Linked DNA regions of Mus musculus: region 1 is linked to region 2. Evidence: chromatin loops called from intact Hi-C (ENCODE). Cell type or tissue: heart. All regions are shown on one strand.

Region 1 (8,000 bases), 200 kb before region 2:
TTAGCTCATCCATCGGATGCAAGCAGAGCCTACACAGAGTTTTCTGAGATTGCCCATTTGGCTTGGCTTCCACTTACCAAAGAGGCAGAGACAGGGCCCTTTCATCTCTGGGAAACAAGAGGTCAACCCACCAGGGCTCTGAAGTTATGGTCTAAAGCACTCATGACGTAGGAGTCTTCCATCTCTACCGCACCTTGCAGGGCCGACCATGCTGCACGCGGGTGGATGGCTCAGGAGAACCCCTCCTTGCTTCTCAGATCATTGAGACCGTACATCAGGAGCCTCCATCCATTCACACATGTTTAGAGAGGCATAGTCCTAACCGGCACTTTTGTTTCATTTGTTACAGTGCCACTTTGGCCCTTGAACATTTTCCTTTGGTGTTAGAGGGTACTTTCAGGCGTGGGACCATGTCAGGCTCCACCTCTGAGGCCCTTACTGAAGGTTGATTCACCAGGAAGACTGAGCCGCACTATTCCAAACTATTGTTTTAATTCAATGGTTTTCAAAGTGGGGTTATTAAAGCGGTTCCCCTACCCCCTTCCTTTCTTCCTTGTTCTGTTCCTTTAACGGTGATCTTCATGCACTTCTGTTCCACATGATGACTCTTGGCTCCAGGCCTTGTGGGAGCAGCTGTGCTTTGCATGCAAACTGGCGGCCTGGCCCCATTATCCCACAGAAGACCCAATATGCACTGTTCTCATGAACCCACATGGGCTTTGATCTCCACGTCCTCTTTGCTCAGACATAGGAATCAGGAGGTGGCTGAGCAAGGCTCTCTGTTCCCATCTCAGTTACCTGGATACAGTTGCCTTTATTCCCACTTTCCCCACGTTCAGACTGAGTTAGTTATGGCCAGCTTTCAAAAGTAATAAAGAAAAATTCCAAAAGCAAATATCCCATGCATTTTAAGCTGCTCTGGGGCTCTGATAGCATGGTGAAATCTCCCACTATCTTTCCTCCATCCCACCTGGTTTGCAAACCTTTTGTCCATACTGTACATATAACCTGTCCTAACTGTGGGAAATACCTTAATCATTACTGTGTCAACATCTTAGTGTGTGGCTTTACACGTTTTTTATTTTTATTTTTTATTTTTTTATTTTTTTTTAAAGATTTATTTATTTATTTATTTATTTATTTATTATATGTAAGTACACTGTAGCTGTCTTCAGACACTCCAGAAGAGGGGAGTCAGATCTCGTTATGGATGGTTGTGAGCCACCATGTGGTTGCTGGGATTTGAACTCAGGACCTTCGGAAGAGCAGTCGGGTGCTCTTACCCACTGAGCCATCTCACCAGCCCTTTACACGTTTTTTAAAAGATTTATTTATTTCTTATTTATATGAGTACACTGCAGCTGTCTTCAGACACACCAGAAGAGGGCATCAGATTCCATTACAGATGGTTGTGAGACACCATGTGGTTGCTGGGAATTGAACTCAGGACCTCTGGCAAAGCAGTCAGTGCTCTTAACCACTGAGCCATCCATCTCTCCAGCCCCGGGTTTACACTTTTATCCCAAGGACAGTATCATAACAGGCTCTGAGATCTTAGCACTACTGACACCATGTTAGAGACACCATTCTGACCTTAAACCCAGCATATAGGCCCCAATGAGTGCCAAAGTGGGAACAAAGACCCAATCCATCAAAAACCTAACCCACAGTTCCAGGACCCAGGAAAGTCCCTAAGTGAACAAACCCTGCCTTTTGGCTTCTCACTAACTGTTCTTGCTAAGTGAAGTGGGTCAACCAGAATGTATTTTTCTTACATAAGAGATAAAGAACAGTGAAGCCCGAGGCTACATGATTTGGGCAAGTTCACTATGCGGCTGCTGGCAGGCAGTCTAGACTTTCTCTTTGGCTTTGAGAGAGTCATGTGTTTTCTGGTAGGGTTAATTCACAGCAGTGTTTAATACAAATGACTTTTTTAAAAAAAATTCTGATAAGCTGTCGGTATTAACAGCCAAGTAAACAGTGCAGAAGAAAAGAGCTGACCTTGAAGACACAGCAGAAGTGTGTTAGGTAGGGTTATCTAAAGGGACAGAAATGACAATGAAGGAATGATTTGTTAGTGTGACCTACAGCCTGTGTCCCAGCTAGCCCAGCAGTGGCTGTCTCTCCCTAGAAAGGCCAAAACTACTGCTGTTGTTCAGTTAATGAGGCTGGATGTCTCAGCTTGTCTTCAATCATTGGAACCCCAAAGAAGTAGGTTCTAGAACCAATGAAGGACTTCCTCAGCAGCAGAGTAGATGAACTTGTCAGCTGGAGTGAGGCAAGCAGGCAAAAGTGAAGACTTCCTGTTCTCCACCCTTTCATGTGAGCTGCCACTGGGTTTAGGTGGGGTTTCCCACCTCAGATGATGCAATCAAGAAAATTCCAACAGAGGCAAGCTGAACTGGTTGGATTCAGTTGATTCCATTTAGTTGACACACAGATGTAGTCGAACTGTCAACTGCAATTAGTCACCACAAGCAGGAACTACCCAGTGGTCACACCTTTTATCCCAGCATGCTGGAGGCAGATTCAACCACATTCCTGTGTGTTTCAGGACAGCCTGGTCTGCATAGTGAGACTCAACACACACACACACACAGACACACACAGACACACACACACACACACACACAGAAAGAGAGAGCAACTATCCCCAATTAAACACAAAGAAAACATGATTTTAAAAATAGAGCCACAGGGAGCGGAGCAGAGGGCTCAGCAGTTAGAAGTAGATATTCCTTTTGCAGAGGACCTGAATTTGATTCTCAGCACTATGGCTAAAAACCAGCTGTAACTCCAGCTTTGTAACACTCCCTTCTTCTGGCCTCTTTGGGCACCCACATTCACGTACATTTTGCCGACACATAAATAAAACAATATTTAAAGGTAGAAATGGCGCATTAGTGGACCATAAGATCACTTCATCTAGCCTTCTCTACATGTGCATGGAGTCTCTGCAGAAGAAAGGAGAGGGGATGGATAAAACATTACAAGCAGAATGGCTGAGTCAGCCCAAATTAAAAAAAAAAAAAAAGAAGAAGAAGAACACTGTTAGAAATGTAAGATTGGAAATGAAACCCGGGTATGGGGAAATAAAGAAAACCAGCTCACATGCAAAGCCAGATACAGAAATGCTCAGATGTGCATGGATGGAGAGACCGCCCTTCCAGCACAGCAGCCAAACAAGAACTCTGGAAGGACCGCAGAAGACAAGACACCAGGATGTGCCCCAGGTCTGCCGAAAGAGCAAGGCAAGAATGATAAGTCACAGGGGTGGAGGGCTTGCATGATTCTGTGAGACCACGTGGTGGCTGTCATCTGCCATCCCAGCACTCAGAGATGGAGGCAGGAGAATTGCCATGAGTTCAAGTTCAGCTGGAAGAGTTTCAGCCTTGCCTGGCAACAAAATGAGATATTATCTTAAAAATCGAATTTTGATAATCCCAGTACTTGGGAGACAAGCTTTTAAAGCTAGTGTAGTCTCCCTGAGAGCCTCTGTCAGAACACTTCAAAACAAAACAAAACAAACAAACAAAACCCAACCAACCAACAAACAGCAAAAATAACCAATGCTCCCAGCAGGTTAGGCATTGCATTCTTCACAACAACTTAAACTTACAGTTAAAATGCACTATATTCTCATTAAATATTTGGAGATGCACACGGAGCAGTGGTAACATATGCCTTTAATCCCAGCACTTGGGAGACAGAGGCAGGCAGATCTCTGAATTAGAGGCTAGACTGGTCTGTACAGTGAGTTCCAAGACATTGGGCTACACAGAGAAACTCTATCTCCAAAAACAACAACAAAATCATAAAAATAAAAAAGAGATAGTTAGATCTGTTGGCTTACTCTTATAATCCAAGCACTCAGGAGAGTTCATTAGCAAAAAGTGGGTGAGGTCTAGGCTTCACATACACCTAACTTACCCCTCAGCTGCCTGCAGTCCTGATGGGTACCCAGAGCCTGGGAGGAACATACCTGGGAGAGGACTTGAGTCCACCACTAGGGGGCGAAACCAGCTCAATGAACGAACAGTTGCGCCTGTACGTGGTTTTCTCCTCTGGTAGCTGCTTTCCAGGGGCTGCAACTCCGGGGAGCCTCCTGCAGCTTTGGGATCAAGACCTAACTTCCTTTTCCTCAAAGGACCCCGGGACTTTCGGAGACTCTAGATGAGTTTCTGCAGCCCACGGTATCCAGGGTCATTCTTGAGGCACTGAGTGCCCCCCACCCCACCAGTGCAGATCCTGGACCCACTGCCTTACAAAGGATCTTGGATCCCAGAAACCTGTCTGGGGGCCAACAATCTGAGACACAGTCTCTTAAACAGAAGGAACCTAGACACATGTTGTCAAGACAACATCCAGAAGGAGCCCCAGAGTTTAATAGCAGAGGGTTGATGGATCTGCCATCAGCCATCAAGGACTCTGCTTCGTCACCCTACTCTTCCAAAAGCAATATTTACAGATTTTCTTCTAACAGCGAAGAAAACACGATTGAACTGCTTTGGTGACTCCATGCATAACACAGCTTCTGCTCTGTCCTGGGCTTGGTCCCTTTTTCCCAGAGCAAATCGGGAGGGGATGGCCCCGAACTGACCACCTTCCTGTTGGCTACTTTCCTGGGTAAGATGGGGCCCCTCTCCTCCGGTTCGCTTTCTTCCTTCTGCCTGATGCCCCATATCTTTTAGGATCAGAAAGATCCCATTGGTTTACAACCGGCAACAACAACAAAAAGTTTGTATATTTATTTAGGTGTGTGTGTGTGTGTGTGTGTGTGTGTGTGTATTCACACACACGCCGAGGTCTGAGGGTTCTCTCCTTCTACCATGTGGGTTCCTAGGATCAAATTCAGATTGTCCGTTTGGGCAGGGAAGTGATCTTACTCACTGAGCCTGTCACTGGCCCTTGTTTTGTTTTTAAATCAGTCTAGAAATCCTCAGGACAGCACAGTCCTTACCAAAGGACTCTGGAACCATCCTTAGATCCCGCTCTTCCAAATGACACCTCTGTGTGGAATGGCTGAAGTAAACTCACAGCTTTTCCTCTGGATTCAAGGGCCACAGGCTCCTGTCCAGTGGTCCCTTCCTCTCCAGCCCTGAAGGTTAGTGGGGGAGGCCGAATCCTTGTGAAGGCCCCAAGGGCTCAGGCACACCTTGGGGCTCTGGAGCAGAGCTTGCCAGGGAGTGGAGTTAAGAGTCATGAACACCAGAGGGCAAGGAGGACACACAAGCCAGTCATGAAACCTTTGGCTTGAAGTTCTGGACTCTGACTAAGCCTGGGAATTGGCCCTCGGGCCTAGGTCTCTGACGACCATCCTGCCCCTGGAGTCCTTCCTTCAGGCTGCTCTGCCCTAGCCACAGGCAAACTGCAGGTTCCCCCAGAGTGTGACAGTGGAATTTTCCTGGCAGATGCAGGCATGGGAAGGAGAGTTAGAGTCAGAGAAGCTGGGGCAAAGGCTCCAGGTCTGTGCAGCCCGGGGCCTCGTGGGTGTGCTCTGTCGACCGAGCATTGCCCCTGCCTTTCTGGGGTGCTGACTGACTGGGCCACCCATTGTCCTCCATTCTCACTGTTGGCTCTTCCCTTTTCCTGGGTGTTTTGGGAGTTTCCATTTCTCCCTACAATGAGAATCTTTATGTGTGTGATGACATGTTCTATTATTCCTGCTCACATACATTTCTTCTAACAAAAGCCAATTCAAGGTGAGGCCAGCTGCTCTGCCCCTTATTATGTGAGACATTTGGATGAGAGGAAAGCCTTCTTGATTGAGAATCTCCTATTTTCAGTGAGTCAATTAGGATCCCAGAAGCCTTCCCCGACAGCAGCATGCCTTAAGAAAGACAACCTGGCAGATTTCCCAAGTTTTTCGTGGTCATTTTGGGAATCATAGTAATGGATTCTTTTTTTGTTTGTTTGTTTTTTGTTTTGTTTTGTTTTGGGTTTTTTTTTTTTTTTTTTGGATTTTTGAGACAGGGTTTCTCTGTGTAGCCCTGGCTGTCCTGGAACTCACTTTGTAGACCAGGCTGGCCTTGAATTCAGAAATCTGCCTGCCTCTACCTCCCAAGTGCTGGGATTAAAGACATGGATTATGATTTTCAGGGCCAGGCTCTGGAGAGTCAATAATTTACTTTTAAAGTAACAGAAAGCCCTGTGGGGCTCAATTTTGCTGAGATAAAAGAGGGAAATCAAGCCTCAGTAGCAGCTGAATGAACAGTGCTTGTTATAGTTATAGTTAGTTATAGTTATAGTTAGTTATAGTTATAAGTTTATAGTGATTATAGTTAATTTTAATCCCACAAAATCAAAACATTTTAAATAATTATTACTGTGTGTGTGTGAGAGTGTGAATGTGTGTGAGTGTGAGTGTGTGTGTGTGTGTGTGTGTGTGTGTGTGTGTGTGTGTGTGAGTGTGAAGATGTGTTGATACTAACTACCTGTGGTGGAAGAGTAAATTGGCATAGAACTTTTGGAATAACATTTTAAATGACACATATTTATTTGTTTGCATGTGTGTGTGCACGCGTGTGCTCGTGTGTACATGTGCGGAATTGCAATCAAACCATGAGGTTCATGTGAAGATCAGGTGACAACCTATAGTAGTCAACTCTTTCCTTCCTCTGTGGGTCTCAGGAATCAAGCTCAGTGTGTGTGTGTGTGTGTGTGTGTCTGTACAGGTACTAGAGATTGAAGAAGAACACATTGGATCCTCTGGAGCTGTGGTTATACTGGTTGTGAACTGTCTGGCTTGGGTGCTGGCAACCAAGTTTGGGTCTTCTGCAAAATCAATACAAGCTCTTTAAGTTAGAGTCTTACTATGTAGCCCAGGCTGGCCTCAGAGTCAGAGATCCTTCTGCCTCTGTCTCCTGAGCACTGGGATTAAAGGTGTGTGACACCACTGTCTGGCCTGTGTTTTTTTTAATCCCATTCGTTCATTTGTTTACTTTGCATGTATGTGTGAAGTGGTGGTCATGTGTATATGCCACTGCCCACAGATGCGGGCAGACCACAGCTTGTGTGAGGTGGTGGTCATGTGTACACACCACTGCACACACTGCGCACAGATGCACCACACATAGATGAACTACACATACTGCACACAAATGCACCGCACACACTGCACATAGATGCAGTGCACACACTGCACACACTGCACATGGACACACTGCACACAGATGCACTGCACACACTGCACACAGATGCACTGCAACACTGCACACAGATGCACTGCACACAGATGCACTGCAACACTGCACACAGATGCACTGCACACAGATGTATTGCACACACTGCACACAGATGCACTGCACACACTGCACATAGATGAAGGGCAGATGACAACATGTAGGGTCAGTTCTCTGCTTTCACTGTATTTATTTTTTTAATTGAATGGGACAAAAAATAACCTATCTTTTTTCTAAACAGTTTTATTGAGACACAATGAATACTCTATGCCAATATGACCTACACCACTTAGTGAGCCTTCATACACATATTCACATGCAACCATCATGACAAAAGAGAGAAGGACACACAGTCCTTGTCACCAAGAGTTTCCTCACGGCCTTTCTTGATTTGTCCCTTTCATCTCCCCCTGCTCCCTAGCCCCAGGTACCGGCTACTCCACTTTCTTAAAAGAGTCTTCATATTTTTAAAAGTGATGACACTGTGGGTACCAGACTCCCTCGCTCACTGCTTTGAGGACATCATTTTTCAGAGTCCCTGAGAGTAGGGATTTAGCCCACAGATCTCATATCTAGAGGCCAGCTCTGCCCTTTCTAGGACTTCATCTGACCCATACAGTAGCAATTATGCAAAATGACACAGGCACCAGATCAGTCACTTCCATTGTCACAGAAAAAGTCAGGAAACTCCCCAAGTGCCCTCAGAGGGCAGCAGAGGAACAATCATAGTGGACCCAACAATGGAGTCTTGTGAAGTTGTAAGAGAGGAAGGAAGGTCCTTCTCCCTGGGTAGGAACATCACAAGAATGTGACCTTAAC
Region 2 (8,000 bases):
GGTTTTTATGTGCGATCTGCAACTCAAACTGCTCCTCCCACCTGCAAGGCAAGTTATTGAGAGGCTTGCACTGTAGGCTAGGCTGTCCTCAAACTCCTGATCCCCCTGCCTCCATCGCTAGCAGTGGAATTATAGGTATGCACCACCACGCCTAACACTGATCCAACTTTTCCCCCCACAACATTACTAAGAACTGGAGCTGCTGTTTCTGAACACTAAGCTAAAGCTGGACACACTGAGATGACCAGAGGGGTCAAGTTCCTGTCCCTGCGGCTAGCCCCTATAACCAGAGATAGCAGATGCCAACTGGAATGTTCTGACAGGAGGCGGGGCTCGATTCCAGGGAGACTGAACCTGGCAGTGAGCTGACACTGCTTAAAGGTCACCAAACCTAGCCAGGTCAACAACCGGGACAGGTCCACCCCAGCATCAACGGCCATTTGAAGCTGCTGAGTCAGGGAGTCATATGTAAAGCCCCAGCTAATCCTGGAGGCTGAGACAGAGAGATATCTGAGCCCAAAAGTTTAATGCCTTCCTAGAGTACATGGTGAGACGCTCACCTCAAAACAAAACACTGCGCCCGAATGGTAACAGCACTTGCGGCGTGGGTCTGAGGACCAGAGTTCAGATCTCCATCGCTCAAGTAAAGCAAGGTTACAAGTAGGACCAGGCTATCAAGTTAAAAAACAAACAAGCAACTCTTTATTGGGCAAGGTAAGTCTGTCCTTGCCACCAGGAGAGAAGTCACGGTCTCCGAGGGGGTGAACAGTCCACAGGTTAGAAGCCTAGTACCCTTCTAGCAGGTCAGGCCTCTGCCTCTGCCTCCCCAGCAAAGAGTGGGTTAACGAAGCAGCCGAACTTGGTATCAATGTCCAAGATGTCCACCTTCTGAGCTGAGTCAGGTAGCTCGACCGAAGGCTGTGGAGTCACAAGGTCAGAGGGCTCACGATCCCAAGTACCAGTCCCCGGGAGCGCCCTCTCCCCCAAGCTTCTTCCCACAGTCTCACCTGCTGCTTGAAGACAATCGCGTCGAAAATCGGATTTCGGAAACCCAGCGGCAGCCCAGCCGATACGGGCTCAGCGTCTTCATGCCTTCTCCACCTGCAGGAAGTGGGCGCAGGTGAACCCCTGGGGCAGCCCGGCTGGCCTCTCTGGGAGCCTGCCTTCAGGAGGGGCCAGCATACCTGAGCCTTCCGCTGCGGTGCAGCAGAAGGAGCACGGTCCCCAGCAGAGCCAGCAGCACCAAGGCCGCCACGCCGCCCGCCAGCCCGGCACCGGACGAGCTCTGATTCAGCTCTGAGTCTGCCGTCATAGGCTTGCCGGACTGCCGCAGGGTCGCCGACACGATACCGAGCACGCTGCCTGCAAGGAGACGGACTCAGCGGGGCCCGGGAACCCCGGGGTCAGTGAGGGGAGGGAGGGCGCGGAGGGGCGGACTCACCTTGTGCCACCGCGTCCTGGAGGAGCGCGTGGCCCAGCTGCCCCGCCGCGCCGGTCGCGTGCTCGGTCTCCACCAGCACCACCTGGATCTCGGTGTGGGCGTCGCGCAGCACCTTGGACACAGCCACCTGCAGGCCCTGGTACTGGGGCTGCGGAGGGAGGGGGTTGGTCCGGACTCTGTCATCCGACCAAGCGGGACGGTAGAGTCGGGGCTCAGCTGCCAGCAGCCGGCCCCCGGCGTGTGGCTTCCTTACCTGCTTCAGGAAGAGGTCCAGCAGCCGCGCTCGGTACCGCTCCAGGTCAAATGTGGGGTCGTGGGTCAACGACACGATAGCTCCTGGGACAGGAGGACAGGTTAACGTCACGGACCCCAGCAGGAGAGGGAAGCCCACCGGAAGCGCGTTCCAGGGCGGCGGGAGGGGGACGCTCACCGCAGAGGTCACAGCATTGTCCTTGAGGCAGTAGGGGGTCCTGGCAGGCGGCCTGGGGACAGCGGCCGCCCAAGGGCTGCAGCAGAGACGCGCAGATCCACGGCAGCATCTGGGTGGGGGCACGGAGGTGAACGCAGGAAAGCGCAGCGGCAGCCACGCGCCTCAGCGTGGCCGGGGCCGGCCCTCGCGCTGTGCCCGGTCAAGACTCACTCACCTCGGCGTTGCCACAGACGCAGCCCGACGCGTCGGTGCAAGCTTGGGACCCCACTCTCAGCGCGCCCGACCCGTGGAAGCGCAGGCGGCCCTCGCGGGACGCCAGGAAAGCAGTCAGGTCCTCGTCGCGCGAGAACGTCTGCGGGTGGTGGCATCACCAGCGGCCAGGAGAGCGAGGAGAGAGTCTGAGTGCGCGGGCCCACGCGCGCAGCTGCAGGGTGCCGCGGGGACGCGCACAGGGGATGGGACCCCAGCCCTCCCGTGCCTGCTCACCTGGCCCACTGCCGAGACGCTGCGAACGTGCACCGGGTTGGGGCCTGGGCCAAGCGCCACGCGGAAAGATCCATCGCGCGGGAAGAGGACGTCGTCGTAGCTGCAGGGCACGCGCTCGGCGTCCACGGAGAAGAGCCCGGGCGCCTGAGTCCCGGAGCTCCAGAGGTGCGGGTCAAGCCAGGAGAAGCGATCGGGATTGCGGAAGAGCAACGGGGCGCCTGTGTCACCGCGCACCAACCCACTGAGACCTGCTCCGCCTAGTGCTCCCGCGCCCCGCATTCTATAAGCCCCGCCCCTCTAACCACGCCCCGAGAGCGGGGTTCCGAGCCATGCCCATCTTTCTCACCAGGGTTACAAGCTGGGTCCGAGTCGCCTCCTGCAGCGCTGAGTGCAGCTCCCGAGGCCAGGACCAACTCCCCGTCCAGAGGCAGGAGCTGTGGAAAGCGCAGGGTGAGGTGGCGCATGGTCCGGGCACGCACTTCGACCAACTAACACCTCCAGGGCACAAGGGAAAACCCAAGCTGCGACCTTGGTGGGGAGCTAAGTGAAGTCAGGGCCCGGGAACCTTAACGTGGCTGAGGCTAACAGGAAACCCAGCTAGGTCTCACCAGGGAAAGAAAAGAGAAGGCACACCGGGCACATGAGCCAGGGCGAAAGGACCCCCAACTGAGCTGTAGAGGCGACTTGGAGGATCACATCTGACGCTAAGGAGCAGGGCACAGCTGAGAGCCTGGGAATCCATGGAGCACTTGGGGCGGGAGGTGACATTGCCAGCACCCATCACTTGGAGAAAGTATAAGACAAGGTCTCCCGGGTCTTAGAAGCCAGACTTTAAAATATATCCATTTGCCACTGGGGAAGCGGCTTCAGTTTCAGAGAGAGGGACGCAGGAGAAGGAAGGACATCTAAGAGTGATTTTAGCTAGTTTCGAGGCTCCACTACGGGATCATCTCACCGTTCAAATCCAGTTCTGAGCTAGGACTGTGCTGTGCGGAAGGGAAAGACTGATCCGACACTATTTCCTGGTTCCCCAAGCCTCGGGACCTCATCCCTCCATCTTTGTCCCAGAGCTTAGGGAGACGGGGCCACGGGAGCTGCTCCTCACAGGGCCATCAGGTACCAGTCATCACCCACAGCCCAGGCTCTTGTCCCCACTTGGCCTTGCTAGAGCTTCAGACCTGTCCAAAGGCTCACCCTAGACAGAGGAGATGACATAGGCCAGGTACACCCACGCCAAGGGACTCCACCCACGGGTGGGAACAGACATGATGTATTGTAAGCACAGTGGCACCTCAGGATGGGCGCTCTCTCTCTCTCTCTCTCTCTCTCTCTCTCTCACACACACACACACACACACACACACACACACACACACACACCATGTGAATGGAATGTATTCTTATAAAGAACAGGGCTGGGGTAGAACTCGGGGATGGAACACCTACCTACCTAGCATTTGTGAGACCCTGGGTTCTGTCCCTAGCATCACAATAAACGAACAGAACGGAAGAGGAAATAAGACGAGATTGTAGAAAGCTACCCCACTAGGGACCTAGCACTAGTAGATAAACACCAGGCCTGGTCTAGCTGTGGGTGTTCAGTGACAGGTGGCCACATCCAGGCTCCACAGAAGACGGCAGAGGAGTCCAGGGGAAGGGTGGACATCCAAGTACCAAATTACTGTCTGAGGGAGGCTGAGGCAGAGACATGAAACAATGGGGAGAGCTTTCCAGACCTGAGCTTGGGAAAGCAGACTTCAGCGGAAGCGCCAGCAAGCAGAACCTAATCCACACATGCAGGTATGCTTGATATCAAAGACAGAGACTATCCCAGCTTCCAAGATATGAACAGACAATAAATGGCTGGAGCCATGGCCCACTGGTTAAGGTTCAAGACTGCTCTTACAAAGAATGCAGGCTCCCGGTCCACATGGTGGCTCACAACCGGCTGTGATCTGGCGCCCCCTTCTGGCCTCTAGTGGTTCTGCGTGCACAAGTTGCTTGGAGGATGCTAGTCTTTTTTTGGAGAATTGGAACAGAAGGTGGAACTCCCATGTCATCCCGTTAGGAAATTAGCAAAAGGAAGAGCCAGGCGTGGTGGCGCACGCCTTTAATCCCAGCACTTGGGAGGCAGAGGCAGGCGGATTTCTGAGTTCGAGGCCAGCCTGGTCTACGGAGTGAGTTTCAGGACAGCCAGAGCTACACAGAGAAACACAGTCTAGAAAAACCAAAAGAAAAGGAATTAAGGAAGAAAGGAAGAGAGAGAGAGAGTTCATTCTTAGCTCCAACCACAGGGTCTGAACTAGGGTCTCGGGACCATCAGCCTTTATTTATAAAGCACATAGCCTTAGCATGAGGGGAGGCAGGGGCTGTTTAACCTCTTGCTCCTCACCCTCCGGCTAGCTGGGCCACTGGTAGCTTGTTAACATGGCCTCCAGGAAGGGAAGGGCAGGCACGTTTCCCAGAGCCCACCCTGCACTTAGATACTGTGGGGGAGGGGACAGTGGAGCTGGACTGGGAGACCCCACGTACTCTCTGATGTCCTTTCCCAGAGATTGTCTCTACCCAGAGGCTCCATGGCGGCGCACGACCCAGGGCCAGCCATGCCCGCTGAGGCCACAGCCCCGAGCCTTACCATATCCGAGATGGCGTGACTGTCTCGTACCAGGACCGACACCATCTGCAGCAAGAGGTGGCGTTAGGCGCGAGGCTGACCGACCTCCCCACCTCCAGTTCATCCCCTCAACCCCCCACCAAGGTACCTTGTCCGCCGGGAACTGAACCGCATCTCCCGCGCACGGGGTCCGGTTCTGGTTCCAGTTGGAGGCAGTATCGAAGGAGGTATTGGGGACCCAAAGTTTGTAGGCGGCCCGAGTCATTGCTAAAGAAAGGAAGGCTGAGTGTCGCCTTCTGGGAAGGCGACTTTCCAAAGAGGCGCGGCAGAGGTGCACACAGCGCAAGGCGGTCAGGCCCCACCGCGGCGTTCTCAGGCGCACTCTTAGCTGATCTACAGAACCCGCGCAAACATGCCCTTCTCCTCCCTCGGAACGTCGTCTCTATTCACAGCACTCTGACTGCCCGGGGGGGGGGGGGTCGGAGGGGAATCGGCCCTTAGGAAAGAGCTCTGGCGGGAAGCTCACTGGGGCAGAGAGGGGTCCCAGAGCCCGGAGTTGGCGACCCTGTCCCGATTGTGCACAGAGGAGGCGCCAGGGGCTGGGAGGTCCACGGGAATAGGCTGCGGTTTCTCCACTTCCTGGGCTTTGGAAACTTTACCAACCCACGCCAGAGGACCGGGAAATTGAGGCAGGCTGCCAACGCCACCTCCATATCCCAACCTCTCCTGCGATCGCGACCCTTCCTAGAGAAACCTCAGCCTCAATCAAGGTCCAGACCCAGGGGGACACGGGGCCTACCACAGAGCTGCAGCCACAGCAGGACCCGGCCCAGAGCACCCATCTCTCCGCCGAGGCTCTCACAGATGCGGACTTCGCTCCGAGGGCCCCACGTGACCGGGCGGGGCTGAGGGACAGGGGGCGCCCAGATGTTACACATTTACCTTGGGATCGCCCAGCTGTCTCCTGAGGGCCCTTGGAGGAATCTTCTCAGCGGCTTTAGCATCTGCCCTTTAGGACCCAGGACCCTGGGTACCCAATAAGAGGGTGTCGTCCTGACTTTCCCGGTGACACGGTGTGGAGGTGGCCAAGAACCCTGGAACTCAGCCATCTTTGCCCATCTTCTCCAGGCCTGAAGTCTTAGCCTGGGTGTGTGCTCTGCAGGGATTGTGTGGGTTGCAGAACAGACCGGAAGGGATGTCAAAGGCGCGTGAAGGTCCTGGAAGAGAACAAAGAGAGCTAAGGCAGAGAGTGACGTGCCTGGGTAGGCTGGCCATGAAGGCAGGTTAGAGGTGACAGGCAGGGTGCACGATGAATGGAGAATCACCAGTGAGAGAAATGACGGGTGGGCCAGTCACCAAACGGTGGTGGCAGTGGCTTGAGGAGGGCTTCTGTGAGTACATCATTGACAGTGGCACCTGGTGTTGGATGTTAAATTCCTGATAGCAATGGGGATGACAGTGGCTGGAGAGTGACTGGGCTAATGGTAGAGGGTGGCTCACTGATAGCTGTGGATGAGTGGGTAGGGGACAGTGGGTGGTGGCTGGGTGGGAGTGATGGCAGCTGTAGACATGACTAGGTTGTGTGTGTGGGGGGGAAGAGTGGACCGGAAGGGATGTCTGGTGGATGGCAGACTGAGGATGCTGGGAAAGTGGGGTGAAGATGCTGGTGGGGTCCATCTGCAAGGAGTGTTGGCTGAGGTAACAGGAAGGTCGAGGAGAGGTAACAGATTTTATGTGGGATGAGTGGAAACAGACAGTAGATGAGGCGGGTCCCTTGGCAGGGCCGGAAAGAGGATGGAGATCGGGCAAACGGGGTAATGAGAGGCTACCCCAGGCAAGAAGCTTCCCAGCCCAGAGGTCAACATGTCACTCGGGAGTTGTCTCTTGTCATCCAGCCCCGCCCAGTCACATGTCCCTGTGGGGCAAAAATGGATGCCTGAAGAAGATACCAGGGAGGAGTGTGGGTGAACTGTGGGCAGATGAGGTTTGGTTGGTGGGTTGCATGGTGTGACTTCACAGCCAGCTTAGCAGGTTCACCCCAGACACACCTCTGGCTGTGGCTGTGAAGGTCTCTCCAGACACTGATCGGGCCAGACCTGCACTGACTGTGGAAAGTCTTCCTCTCTGCTTCCTGAGCCATACCACAGCGCGATGTGTATGACATACCAGTATGACCAGCCGCCTCATGCCCTCCCTGCCGTCTCCTCCAACTGTAAGCCCAAACACACTTTTCTTTCCTGAGGCCACCTTTGCCAGGTGTTTTGCCACAGTAGGGGTGTTAGAGGAATCACCTTGGGGTCAAGTTTGTGGTAACGGATGGATGGATGCTGTGACGTCTGTCTGGTGATGGTACACTTGTGAATGGTGGACGGATGTGCGGGTGATGGGAGGCAGAGTTGGAGGGATTGTACAGAGGCAGGAATTAAGTGTTGAGGGAAGTTTGCTCTTGGCCTCCAGCTAGGTCAGGCACAAAGGAGACTCTTGGAGGTCACATTCTTCTTGTCTGTTGTTTTATTCCTGAAGAGGAAGCACTGTCACAGACTGGGCTCTGGCTTTCACTGTTGAGCCAGTTTGACCCATGGGACACAAGTGCTAGGTGGGTGTCCCCATGGTGGTCACATGGGAAGGGCAGTCAGTCAGAGTACCTGGGCAAAGAGGCTTCCCATAAGAAACAGCTTGGAACAACAGCAGAAGGAAGAGTTTACAGCTGCCGTGGCCGGGACCAGGAGCAGGCAGGGTGTCTAGAGAAAGCCCTTGGGGATGAATATGAGCCCGACACACGTGGGCACACACTTGTGGTCAGGACCTTCACAGGAAGTAGAAGAAATGCAGACCCTATGGAGTAACTAGTAGTACAGGCGTACTCCTTGGGTAAGGATGGAGCCAGGGGCTTGGCAGTTGCTCAGTTTTGGCTTGACTGGCATCTTGAGTCAACTTATCTGTACATGGGCAACCTTCTTGTGCCAGGGAAGCCATATCCCTCACTAGGCCACTGAAACAGTCACCAGGAGGTTTTCCACTGGTTCATTC

Evidence for each region. Peaks named below come from ENCODE experiments on the same cell type or tissue, not always from the same donor. Only the 100,000 strongest peaks of a DNase experiment are listed, where the experiment ranks them.
Region 1: it touches region 2 in a loop (2.1-fold over the local background); 3 of 42 quality-filtered maps call a loop at or near these places.

Annotation. Positions count from the first base shown.
Region 1 is chr12:111,465,713-111,473,712 of GRCm38, reverse strand. No RefSeq gene overlaps it. Among named protein-coding and RNA genes, the nearest start is that of Gm266, 16 kb to the left of the region's middle. In heart, a CTCF peak has its summit at 3,997 (motif pointing right); a DNase peak (open chromatin) is centred at 4,032; H3K27me3 peaks cover 1,369 bases.
Region 2 is chr12:111,268,934-111,276,933 of GRCm38, reverse strand. Amn (amnionless) reads right to left here and starts at 5,838. Exons shown (of 12, transcript NM_033603.3): 1 at 5,770-5,838; 2 at 5,119-5,237; 3 at 4,992-5,036; 4 at 2,704-2,791; 5 at 2,358-2,575; 6 at 2,086-2,223; 7 at 1,872-1,980; 8 at 1,695-1,777; 9 at 1,442-1,589; 10 at 1,185-1,362; 11 at 1,008-1,101; 12 at 508-918. The coding sequence starts at 5,812. The coding sequence ends at 805. It overlaps Gm51960 (a long non-coding RNA gene), which reads left to right and starts at 3,198. Exons shown (of 3, transcript XR_003950150.1): 1 at 3,198-4,156; 2 at 4,909-5,114; 3 at 5,719-8,000. In heart, no CTCF peak of the experiment used is centred here; a DNase peak (open chromatin) is centred at 4,333; H3K4me3 peaks cover 3,290 bases; H3K27ac peaks cover 1,718 bases; H3K27me3 peaks cover 8,000 bases.